2 separate regions of the Homo sapiens genome follow, and region 1 is linked to region 2. The links are chromatin contacts, found by Hi-C or POLR2A ChIA-PET in ENCODE. All regions are on one chromosome and are shown on one strand. The core of a region is the stretch at or near the end of the contact, and the rest is flanking DNA. Distances in the headings are between cores, read along the strand shown.

What was found. Hi-C counts contacts between places; a loop is a spot of excess contacts on that map. ChIA-PET counts read pairs that join two places held with the same protein, here RNA polymerase II (POLR2A). Pooled maps may share reads with other maps.
Region 1: a loop to region 2 is called in a map of mesothelial cell of epicardium, with 7 times the contacts of the local background. The contact joins two enhancer-like sites. A Hi-C loop is called at or near these places in 3 of 168 maps with a recorded cell type or tissue (chondrocyte, heart right ventricle and mesothelial cell of epicardium), 1 of 37 single-sample maps with no recorded cell type and 6 of 50 pooled maps. POLR2A ChIA-PET finds 5 or more read pairs at or near these places in 9 of 52 experiments (AG04450, CD8-positive, alpha-beta T cell, HEK293 and 6 more).

What each region holds. Positions count from the first base shown.
Region 1 is chr19:10,660,168-10,665,838 of GRCh38, forward strand. The region is part of intron 1 of ILF3 (interleukin enhancer binding factor 3); the gene reads left to right. Among named protein-coding and RNA genes, the nearest start is that of ILF3, 8.7 kb to the left of the region's middle. Within about 2 kb of position 2,944, at least 2 of the 41 ENCODE cell types and tissues checked have a DNase peak (open chromatin) inside an H3K27ac peak, as active enhancers do.
Region 2 is chr19:10,476,702-10,481,973 of GRCh38, forward strand. No RefSeq gene overlaps it. Among named protein-coding and RNA genes, the nearest start is that of KEAP1, 24 kb to the right of the region's middle. RefSeq lists an enhancer at 2,542-2,611. Within about 2 kb of position 2,375, at least 6 of the 41 ENCODE cell types and tissues checked have a DNase peak (open chromatin) inside an H3K27ac peak, as active enhancers do.

The DNA.
Region 1 (5,671 bases), core at 1,694-4,193, 180 kb after region 2:
GCAGATTTTAAAGCATTTCTGTTGGTTCATCCAAGAGCAGTTAATGTTTTTCTTTTTTTTTTCCTAAGGACTGGCTCTCACTATGTTGTCCAGGCCGGTCTTGAACTTCTGGGCTCAACGAATCTTCCTGCCTCGGTCTCCCGAGTAGCTGGTACTACAGGCATTCACAACTGTACCCAATTTAATCCTCTTCATACATTGCATTTGTAGTATTGTAGTTCACAAAACATTTCCCCATAGTGCCACCTTTAATCCTTGCTGTCTGCAGCCTGAGGCAGGTGGTATTTTCATCCTCATTTTTCACCCACCACCAGAAAGGTAAGTGATTTGCTGTAGGTCCCAAAGCTGCCAGGTTGGAGAGCCCAGGGGCAAATTCCAGGCTTCTGACTCTAGGACTGTGGGCACTCCACAACACTAGTGAGCCTGGAGTCCCGGGTCTCCAGAAACATTTGAGGAACAACTTGTATTTGCCAACTTTTTTTTATGAGATGGAGTCTCACTCTGTCGCCTAGGCTAGAGTGCAGTGGTGTGCTGTCGGCTCACTGCAGCCTCCGCCTCCTGGGTTCAAGCGATTCTCCCGCCTCAGCTTCCTGAGTAGCTGGGATTACAGGCGCCCGCCCCCACACCCGGCTAATTTTTGCATTTTTAGTGGAGATAGGGTTTTGCCATGTTGGCCAGGCTGATCTTGAACTCCTGACCTCGTGATCTGCCTGCCCTGGCCTCCCAAAGTGCTGGGATTACAGGTGTGAGCCACCATGCCCGGCTGTATTTGCCAACTTTTTATTTTGTCAAGGAAAATATCTTTAAATTAGTGATCATTCACCATTTCCGTTTTTCATAATTAGCAAGATTGTCTTTATCACCAAAACTATAGGAATAAAATAAAGGACAGTCCTTTAAGTTGAAAATATTTACTAAAATCTTTATTTCTGGCTGGGCGCGGTGGTTCACGCCTATAATCCCAGCACTTTGGGAGGCCGAGGCTGGCGGATCACTTGAGGTCAGGAGTTGGAGACCATCCTGGCCAACATGGTGAAATCCCGTCTGTACTAAAAATACAAAAATTAGCCAGGAATGGTGGTCTGTGGCTGTAATCCCAGTTACTCAGTAGAGTGAGGCAGAAGAATTGCTTGAACCCACGAGGCGGAAGTTGCAGTTGAGCTGAGATCACGCCACTGCACTCCAGCCTGGGTGACAGAGCAAGACTCTGTCTCAAAGAGAAAAAAAAAAAAAGCTCTTTGATATAATAATACTGTTGCAGTCTGAACTATGAACCATTGCACTGGACTTCACATTTTTAAATATTTCAGAATGGCATTGATAGCAAGATTTTAGACTGGCATTGCCTCGCTCGGTTGCTTGCTTTTTTTTTTTTTTTGAGACGGAGTTTTGCTCTTGTTGCCCAGGCTGGAGTGCAATGGCGCGATCTCGGCTCACTGCAACCTCCATCTCGCGGGTTCAAGCGATTCTCCTGCCTCAGCCTCCCGAGGAGCTGGGATTACAGGCATGCACCACCACACCGGGCTAATTTTGTATTTTTAGTAGAGATGGAGTTTCTCCAAGTTGGTCAGGCCGGTCTGGAACTCCCAACCTCAGGTGATCCACCCGCCTCAGCCTCCCAAAGTGGTGGGATTACAGGTGGGAGCCACTGTGCCCGGCCGGTTGCTTTCTAAGAATAATTTTCAATGTGCCCTTGATGGCGTGACTCTGTCAAAGTTCAAGGAGTCACCAAGACTCCTAGCTCAAGTGTATCATTTCAGCTCACAGCCCAGGATGGGCCAGCTCCAGAGGTCAGGAAACCAGGAGGTGGGTTGAGTCTCTGAATTTCAGAGCCTAATTTGGTCTCTCTCAAGTGAATATCCACTTCAGGACCATTCCCTAGAGTTGCTGGGAAGGCTGTAAGACTTATGAAATACCCCGAAGACAGGTGGGGCCATACCTGTGAGGGTGTTGCCACTGTACCTGTCCATTCCACAAACATCTGTTCATCCACTCATGCTGAACTAACTTGGGCATGTTTCTTTTCCAACAAGTGCCATGAACCTCATAGTGTAATTAGTGAGAGGTCAGAAAGATGGCCATTGCACCACAAACATAATGTTTTGTGGTTGAAGCTTCTGTAACTGCATGTTGTGGGTGGGCTGGATTCAGGAACAAAAGAAAAATGAATCCCTGTGTGTTAAACCATCCCAAACCACCAAGAAGTCATGTTTAAAATCCCAATACTTCATTTACCACTTGATCCTGCCTTGGGTTTGTTTTCAGAGAAGCTGCATGTTGCTGGTGCCCAGGATTGAATCATAAAAATTGTAAGAATAGGCTTTGCTGGTGCCAGGTTTGAATAAATGTGGTTGCAAGAACAGCATTGTTCATCGTTTCGCAGCTTTCGTTTAAAGTTAGATTAGTAGGGGCAGCGGAGTGTTGCGTGTGGGTGGGTGCTGTAGGCTTATTGCCAGCAGTGTGCCTCACTAAATATCCTCTTGAAAGGGAAGTTTCTGCTCACCCTGAAGACTGCTGGATCAGTTAGTGAGACAAATTCCAAGAAGCTGGCTTGGATGTCAAATTGGTCTTGGGCTCATAGAGAGGAATGGATTTGTTGCCCTGAAAAGGAGCGATAACTCTAGTTTTTAAACATTTGTTTTAGTTCAGATAATTACTGCCCTTATTCATTGTGTCCACCTGAGTCAGAAAGCATTGCTGCTGTTGCCTGGTCTAAGGGAGGAGGACCCAGGCATGTAACGGACTGCATGCTGGCCAGTTGTGGTGGTCAGAGCAAGCTGGAGGCCAGCGAGGCCCTTCAGGGGTCTTTTCAAGGGTCTGCCTTGGGGAGCAGAGGAAGATGAAGTGAGGCAGTCGTTATAGCAAGGGCACACCCACGTTTCTCATTTTGAACAGTGAAGAAAGCAGATGGAAAGCCACATGTAGGGCATTTGCTGAAGACAGGTGTGTTGGGGGCGTGTGTGTGTCCTCTGAGGCATTTTGGGTGGGGCGATATTTTGACCGAATGATACCTTGTTCTTCAGTGCTTCAATGGTTGATGGGGTGGCTTTTTTTCGAGATGGAGTCTCTCTCTGTCATCCAGACTGCAGTGCAGTGGCGCGATCTCGGCTTACTGCAGGCTCCGCCTCTTGGGTTCACGCCATTCTCCTGCCTCAGCCTCCCTGAGTAGCTGGGACTACAGGCACCTGCCACCACGCCTGGCTAATTTTTTTGCATTTTTTTTGAGATGGAGTCTCGCTCTGTCGCCCGGGCTGGAGTGCAGTGGCGCGATCTCGGCTCACTGTAACCTCCGCCTCCCGGGTTCAAGCAATTCTCCTGCCTCAGCCTCCTGAGTAGCTGGGATTACAGACGCCTGCCACCACGCCCAGCTAATTTTTGTATTTTTGGTAGAGGTGGGGTTTCACCATGTGGGTAGGCTGGTCTCGAACCCCTGACCTCGTGATCCACCCGCCTCAGCCTCCCAAAGTGCTGGGATCACAGGCGTGAGCCACTGCTCCCGTCCAATTTTTTTGTATTTTTAGTAGAGAGGGGTTTCAACGTGTTAGCCAGGATGCTATCGATCTCCTGACCTCATGATCCACCAGCCTCAGCCTCCCAAAGTGCTGGGATTACAGGTGTGTGCCACTGTGCCTGATAGTGGGGTGATTTTCTACTTCTAACTCTCTAATGTGTCACATGGCTTTTTTTAATAGATTGTCTGTATCAACTGGGGGTGAACTTTAGTCTTTTAACAATTTTCAGACTATGAAGTTTGGATGTAAACACCTCTAATGTGGGAAGTTAGTTTTTTTTAAAGTATCTGTATGGAGTTATGGATATATATAAATTTAATGTGTTGAATCTGTTTTATTTTAGTAACATCTTTTGAAAATGTTCAAACATAGAAAAAAGGGTGATACAATTTTAGTGAACACTTAGGCCGGGGGCAGTGGCTCACTGCCTGTAATCCCAGCACTTTGGGAGGCCGAGGTGGGCAGATCATTTGAGGTCAGGAGTTTGAGACCAGCCTGGCCAACATGTTGAAACCCCCGTCTCTACTAAAAATACAAAAGTTAGCCTGGCATGGTGGTAGGTGCCTGTAATCCCAGCTATCCGGGAAGCTGAGGCAGGAGAATCACTTGAACCTGGGAGGCGGAGGTTGCAGTGAGCCGAGATCGCGCCACTCCGCTCCAGCCTGGGCAACACAGTGAGAGTCCGTTTCAAAAATAATAATAATAAAAAATTTAAGCTGGGCGCAGTGGCTCAACGCCTTTGTAATTCCAGCACTTTGGGAGGCCGAGGCAGGCAGATCACTTGAGGTCAGGAGTTCGAGACCAGCCTGACAAATGTGATGAAACCCCGTCTCTACTAAAAATACAAAAAAAAATTAGCCAGGTGTGGTGGTGCATGTCTGTAATCCCAGCTACTTGGGAGGCTGAGGCAGGACAGTCTCTTGAACCTGGGAGGCAGAGGTTGCAGTGAACCGAGATCGTGCTGTTGCACTCCAGCCTGGGCAACAAGAGTTAAACTGCACTTCAAAATATAATAATAATAAAATAAAAAATTTAATGAACACCTACCTGTATGCACAGCCTAGGTTTTGCTGTGGGCATTTAACTGCTTGTGTTTCACATATTTGTCCATCCACTTATAATTCTTTTCACTTTTCACTTTATTGATTGATCAGAGACAGGGTTACACTTTTGTTGCCCAGGCTGGAGTGCAGTGGTACAGTCATAGCTCAGTGCCATCTCAAACTCCTGTGCTTAAGCAGTCCTCGCGTCTCAGCCTCCCAAAGTGTTGGGGTTATAGGCGTGAACCACTATGCCTGGCCAAATATATGTATATATATTTTTGTATATATTTTTTTAAATTTTATTTTTGTTTTTTATTTTATTTTTATATTTTGAGACAGAGTCTTGCTCTGTCGCCCAGGCTGGAGTGCAATGGCGCGATCTCAGCTCACTGCAGCCTCAGCCTCCCTGGTTCCAACGATTCTTCTGCCTTAGCCTCCTGGGTAGCTGGGATTACAGGTGCACTCCACTACGCCCAGCTAATTTTTGTATTTTTAGTAGAGACAGGGTTTCACCATGTTGGTCAGGCTGGTCTCGAACTCCTGACCTCAGGTGATCCACCCACCTTTGGCCTCCCAAAGTGTTGGTATTACAGGTGTGAGCCACTGCGCCTGGCCACTTTATTTTGATGATGCATTTCAAACTAAGTAGCAGGAAGTTGCAAGTCTTCCCTCTACATATTATTAACTAGAATTTAATATTTATTTACAGTTCTTTTTTGGGGTGGCGGGGGTCAGGGTCTCACACACTTTTTTTGCCCAGGCTGGAGTGCAGTAGCACAGTCTTGGCTTACTGCAGCCTCCATCTCCTGGGCTCAAGTGATCCTCCTCCCTCAGCCTCCTGAGTAGCTGAAATTAACGGCAGGTGCCACCATACCTGGCTAATTTTTTTTTTCTTTTTTTTTAAGAAGGAGTTTCGCTCTTGTTGCCCAGGCTGGAGTGCAATGGTGTGATCTCGGCTCACTGCAACCTCCGCCTCCTGGGTTCAAGCGATTCTCCTGCCTCAGCCTCCCGAGTAGCTGGGACTACAGGCACGTGCCACCAATGCCCAGCTAATTTTGTATTTTTAATAGAGACGGGGTTTTGCCGTGTTGGTTAGGCTGGTCTCAAACTCCCGAC
Region 2 (5,272 bases), core at 1,125-3,624:
GTTTCACCATGTTGTCCTGGCTGGTCTTGAACTCCTGACCCCAGGTGATCCGCCCGCCTTGGCCTCCTAAAGTGCTGGGATTACAGGCGTTAGCCACAGTGCCCGGCCAAAAATTTTTTTTTTTTTTTAGACGGAGTTTCGCTCTTGTCGCCCAGGCTGGAGTGCAATGGCACGATCTCAGCTCACCGCAACCTCTGCCTTCCGGGTTCAAGCAATTCCCCTGCCTCAGCCTCCCAGGTAGCTGGGACTACAGGGATGCGCCATGACGCCCGACTAATTTTTGTATTTTTAGTAGAAACAGGGTTTCACCATCTTGGCCAGGCTGGTCTCGAGCTGCTGACCTCATGATCCACCCGCCTCGACCTCCCAAAGTGCTGGAATTACAGGCATGAGCCACCGTGCCTGGCCAAAAAATATTTTTTTAAAGATGCAACTGCTTGGCCAGGCACGGTGGCTCATGCGTGTAATCCCAGTACTTTGGGAGGCCAAGGTGGGAGGATCACCTGAGGTCAGGAGTTCAAGACCAGCCTGGCCAACATGGTGAAACCAACCTCATCTCCACAAAAATAACAAAATTAGCCAGGCATGATGGTGGGTGCCTGTAATCCCAGCTACTCCAGAGGCTGAGGTGGGAGAATCGCTTGAACCCATGAGGTGGAGGGTGCAGTGAGCCGAGATCGTGCCGTTGCCCTCCAGCCTGGGTGACAGAGTGAGACTGTCTAAAAAAAAAAAAAAAAAAAAGATGCAAAGATGCAAATGCTCAAATATCTAAAGTAAAAAATGTCTCTATTCTCCTTGGTCAGAATAGTGAAGAATTATTAATAATCCAGGTGACCACTATTAAGGAGTTATTAAATTACTTTTCACCTATATGATGGAATAATATGCAACCATTAAAAATGATCAAGTGGGCTGGGCGCAGTGACTTACGCCTGTAATCCTAGCACTTTTGGAGACCGAGGCTCGTGGATTGCCTGAGCTCAGGAGTTCGAGACCAGCCTGGGCAACACAGTGAAACCCTGTCTCTACTAAAATACAAAAAATTAGACGGGCGTGGCAGTATGCGCCTATAGTCCCAGCTACCCGGGAGGCTGAAGCAGGAGAACTGCTTGAACCCAGGAGGCCGAGGTTGCAGTGAGCCGAGATTGTGCCACTGCACTCCAGCCTGGGCAACAGAGCAAGACTCCGTCTCCAAAAAAAAAAAAAAAAAAAAAAAATCAGGTGGATCTATGTTTATTGAAATGGCCAGAGATATTCACAGTCAGAACAGCAGGTTTCAAAATATTCTGTATTATATGATCCTACTGAAAAGTAACATGCAGAGAAAAGGCAGTTACCCATCCAGATATTCACAGTGTCTCCAGTGGTGGGATTAAGAAAGATCTGTGTCTTCAAACACTGCGGAAGGCCGCAGGGTCCTCTGCCTAGGAAAACCAGAGACCTTTGTTCATATGTTTATCTGCTAACCTTCTCTCCACTATTGTCCTATGACCCTGCCAAATCCCCCTCTCCGAGAAACACCCAAGAATGATCAATAAATACTAAAATAATTTTTTAAAAAAGAAAGATCTGTGTCTTGTGTAGTCTTTGACATTTTCTGAACATTTTGCAATGAGCATATATTACATTCATTGATGATCGATTGATTGGGACAGGGTCTCATTTGTCACCCAGACTGGAGTGTAGTGGTGCAATCACAGCTGACTGCAGTCTCGACCTCTCAGGCTCAAGCAATCCTCCTGCCTCAGCCTCCCAAATAGCTGACAGGCACCTGCCCCTGCCCCCAGCTACTTAAAAAAACTTTTTGTAAAGATGGGTTCTCACTATGTCGCCCAAGCTGGTCTCAAACTCCTGGGCTCAAGCGATCCTCCTGCCTCAGTGTTGGGATTACAGGCGTGAGTCACTGCACCCAGTCTATATTACTTTTATAATCAGAAAGTTATTTTATAATCAGGGGAAATGAAAAACATCTGGTATTTATTATCTGGGAGGCACAAAAACGTGGTGGATAAGCACACAGATTCTAGATTCAGCTTTCCTGGATTTTGGCTCCAACTCAGCCAAGTTAATGGCTGGGTTAGTCTGGGCAGGTTACTGGCCAAGGGGGGAAACCATGCCTCAGTTTCCCCCATTGTAAAATCCAAATAACAATAGCTTAGGTTTACCGAGAGGTTGTTATGTGACAAGCACTGTTTGTTTTACGTAAATCATCGAGGTAAATGCTCACAACAGCCCTATTAAGTAAGTACTATTATTATAAAAAGGGTCACAGGCATAGGCAGGGAAGGAGGTAGGGCTGGGAGTCGGAGCCCGTGAGCGCCCCCTAGAGTAGGGCTAAGGGGCGGGGGGGCGGGCTACAGCAGAATAGGGACCCAGCGCACTCGCAGAACGAGGGGGGAGGCGAGGCGAGAACGAGCGGGAGTTTTTTTCCCGACTACGATTGGCTGGTGTAATTGTCATCACTTGAAAAGGCAGCCAATGAGAGGCGCGGTCGCCTCGCTGGTGGAAGCCGAGAGCTGAGCGAAGTGAGGCGTGCGGAGCCAAAGGCGCTAGAGCGATAGCGGGAGCCCCGGACCCCGAAGCGGTTGAGGGGATCCAGGCCTCACAACGTCTTGAGAGTGGCCCCAGCGTCGTTCCTAGTCTCTTCGGCAGACCCCAGCGTCGTCCTTCTTTTCCTGAGAATATCCTGACACCAGTCGCCCGTTCCAGAAGGGGACACTTGGCGTCATCCCTTTTTTTCTGAGTGACCCCAGAGTCGTCCTCACTTCCTGAGGGGGATCCTGGCGTCATCCGCCCTTCTTGAGGGGACCCTGCTGTCACTACCCTGTCCTGATGGCCAGCACCGCATTGTCCTTTCTTCCCGCGGGAAACCCGGACATCATCCCCTCTTTCTGGCGGGGACCCCCATGCCATTATCCCCTCCTGAGGAGACCCCAGAGCCAGAGCCGTCCCCCCTTCCTCAAGGCTCCCCAGCGTTGTTTCTTCTTCCCGAGAAGGGGCCTGGTGCTGTTCCCCGTTTCCAGAGTGTTTCCTATCGTTGTCCTCCCCACACTCAGAAGGCATCTGTCATCCCCCCTTTTTCTGAGATCAGTCCCTTCCTCCTTTCCAGTTTAAGGCCGACCCCTGCAAACGCTTCTGTGGCACCCATAGATAGAAGGCCCAAAGACCCCCCTGTGCTCCCTTGCCCCCAATTGAGCAGACGGGAAGGCAAAAGACTCAGCTCACCCCATGAAGATGGGAAGAAACCGAAACTAGCTGATGAAGGAACTCACTATGCCACATGAGAAATCATTTAGGGCCGGGCGCAGTGGCTCACGCCCATAATCCCAGAACTTTGGGAGGCCGAGGTTATCATATAAGATCAGGAGTTCGAGACCAGCCTGGCCAACATGGTGAAAACCCGCCTCTACTAAAAAATACAAAAATTAGCCGGGAGTGGCGGTATGGGCCTGTAATCCCAGATACTCAGGAGGCTGAGGTAGGAGAATCGCTTGAACCCAGCAGGTGGAGGTTGCAGTGAGCCGAGATCACACCACTGCATTCCAGCCTGGGCAACAGAGTGAGACTCCATCTCAAAAAGAATAAATAAATAAAAAGAATTTGCCAGTCAACAACAATTTTTTTTTCTTGCCTCCCGGGTTCACGCCATTCTCCTGCCTCAGCCTCCCGAGTAGCTGGGACTATGGGTGCCTGCCACCACGCCCGGCTAATTTTTTGTATTTTTAGTAGAGACGGGGTTTCACCGTGTTAGCCAGGATGGTCTCGATCTCCTGACCTCGTGATCCGCCCACCTCGGCCTACCAAAGTGCTGGGATTACAGGTGTGAGCCACCGCGCCCGGTCAAATACAAAATTTTAAAACAACTTTTATATATACTCAGTTAAGGCAGACAAAACAAGTCTCTGATTATTTCATTCACTGAGGCAATATTAATTTTTGAGACACTTCCACACAGATTTACATTTTAAAAAAAATGTCAGGTGCGGTGGCTCACTCACACCTGTAATCCCAGCACTTTGGGAGGCTGAGGCGGGCGGATCACGAGGTCAGGAGATCGAGACCATCCCGGCTAAAATGGTGAAACCCCGTCTCTACTAAAAATACAAAAAATTAGCCGGGCGTAGTGGCGGGCGCCTGTAGTCCCAGCTACTTGGGAGGCTGAGGCAGGAGAATGGCGTGAACCCGGGAGGCGGAGCTTGCAGTGAGCCGAGATCGCGCCACTGCACTCCAGCCTGGGCGACAGAGCGAGACTCCGTCTCAAAAAAAAAAAAAAAAAAAAAAAAGGAAACTTAAGGGCCAGGCACGGTGGTTCACGCCTGTAATCCCAGCACTTTGGGAGGCCGAGGTGGGCAGATCACCTGAGGTCAGAAGTTCGAGACCAACCTGACCAACATGGAGAAACCCCGTCACTACTAAAAATACAAAATTAGCCAGGCGTGGTGGTGCATGCCTGTAATCCCAGCTACTCGGGAGGCTGAGGCAGGAGAATTGCTTGAACCGGGGAGGCAGAGGTTGCAGTGAGCCAAGATCACACCATTGCACTCCAGCCTGGGTAACAAGAGCGAAACTCTGTCTCAAAAAAAAAAAAAAAAAAAAAAAAAAAAAAAAGAGGCTGGGGGGTGGCTCATGCCTGTAATCCCAGCACTTTGGGAGGCCAAGGAGGGCAGATCAGGAGGTCAGGAGATCGAAACCATCCTGGCCAACATGGTGAAACCCCGTCTCTACTAAAAAAAAAATACAAAAAATTAGCTGAGCGAGGTGGCTGATGCCTGTAGTCCCAGCTACTCGGGAGGCTGAAGCAGAATGGCGTGAACCTGGGAGGCGGAGCTTGCAGTGAGCTGAGATCGCGCCACTGCACTCCAGCCTGGGCGACAGAGCGAGACTCCGTCTCAAAAAAAAGAAAGGGAAACTTAAAATATTCATAAAGATTAATCGAGTGAAAGGCCAGGTGCCGTGGCTCACGCCTGTAATCCCAGCACTTTGGGAGGCCGAGGAGGGCGGATCATGAGGTCAGGAGATCGAGACCATCCTGGCTAACACGGTGAAACCCCGTCTCTACTAAAAATACAAAAAATTAGCCGGGCGCGGTGGCGGGCACCTGTAGTCCCAGCTACTCGGGAGGCTGAGGCAGGAGACTGGCATGAACCTGGGAGGCGGAGCTTGCAGTGAGCCGAGATAGCGGCACTGCAATCCGGCCTGGGAGAAAGAGCGAGACTCCATCTCAAAAAAAATAAAAAATAAAATAACTGAGTGAAGGGGGACAGGTGCTTTG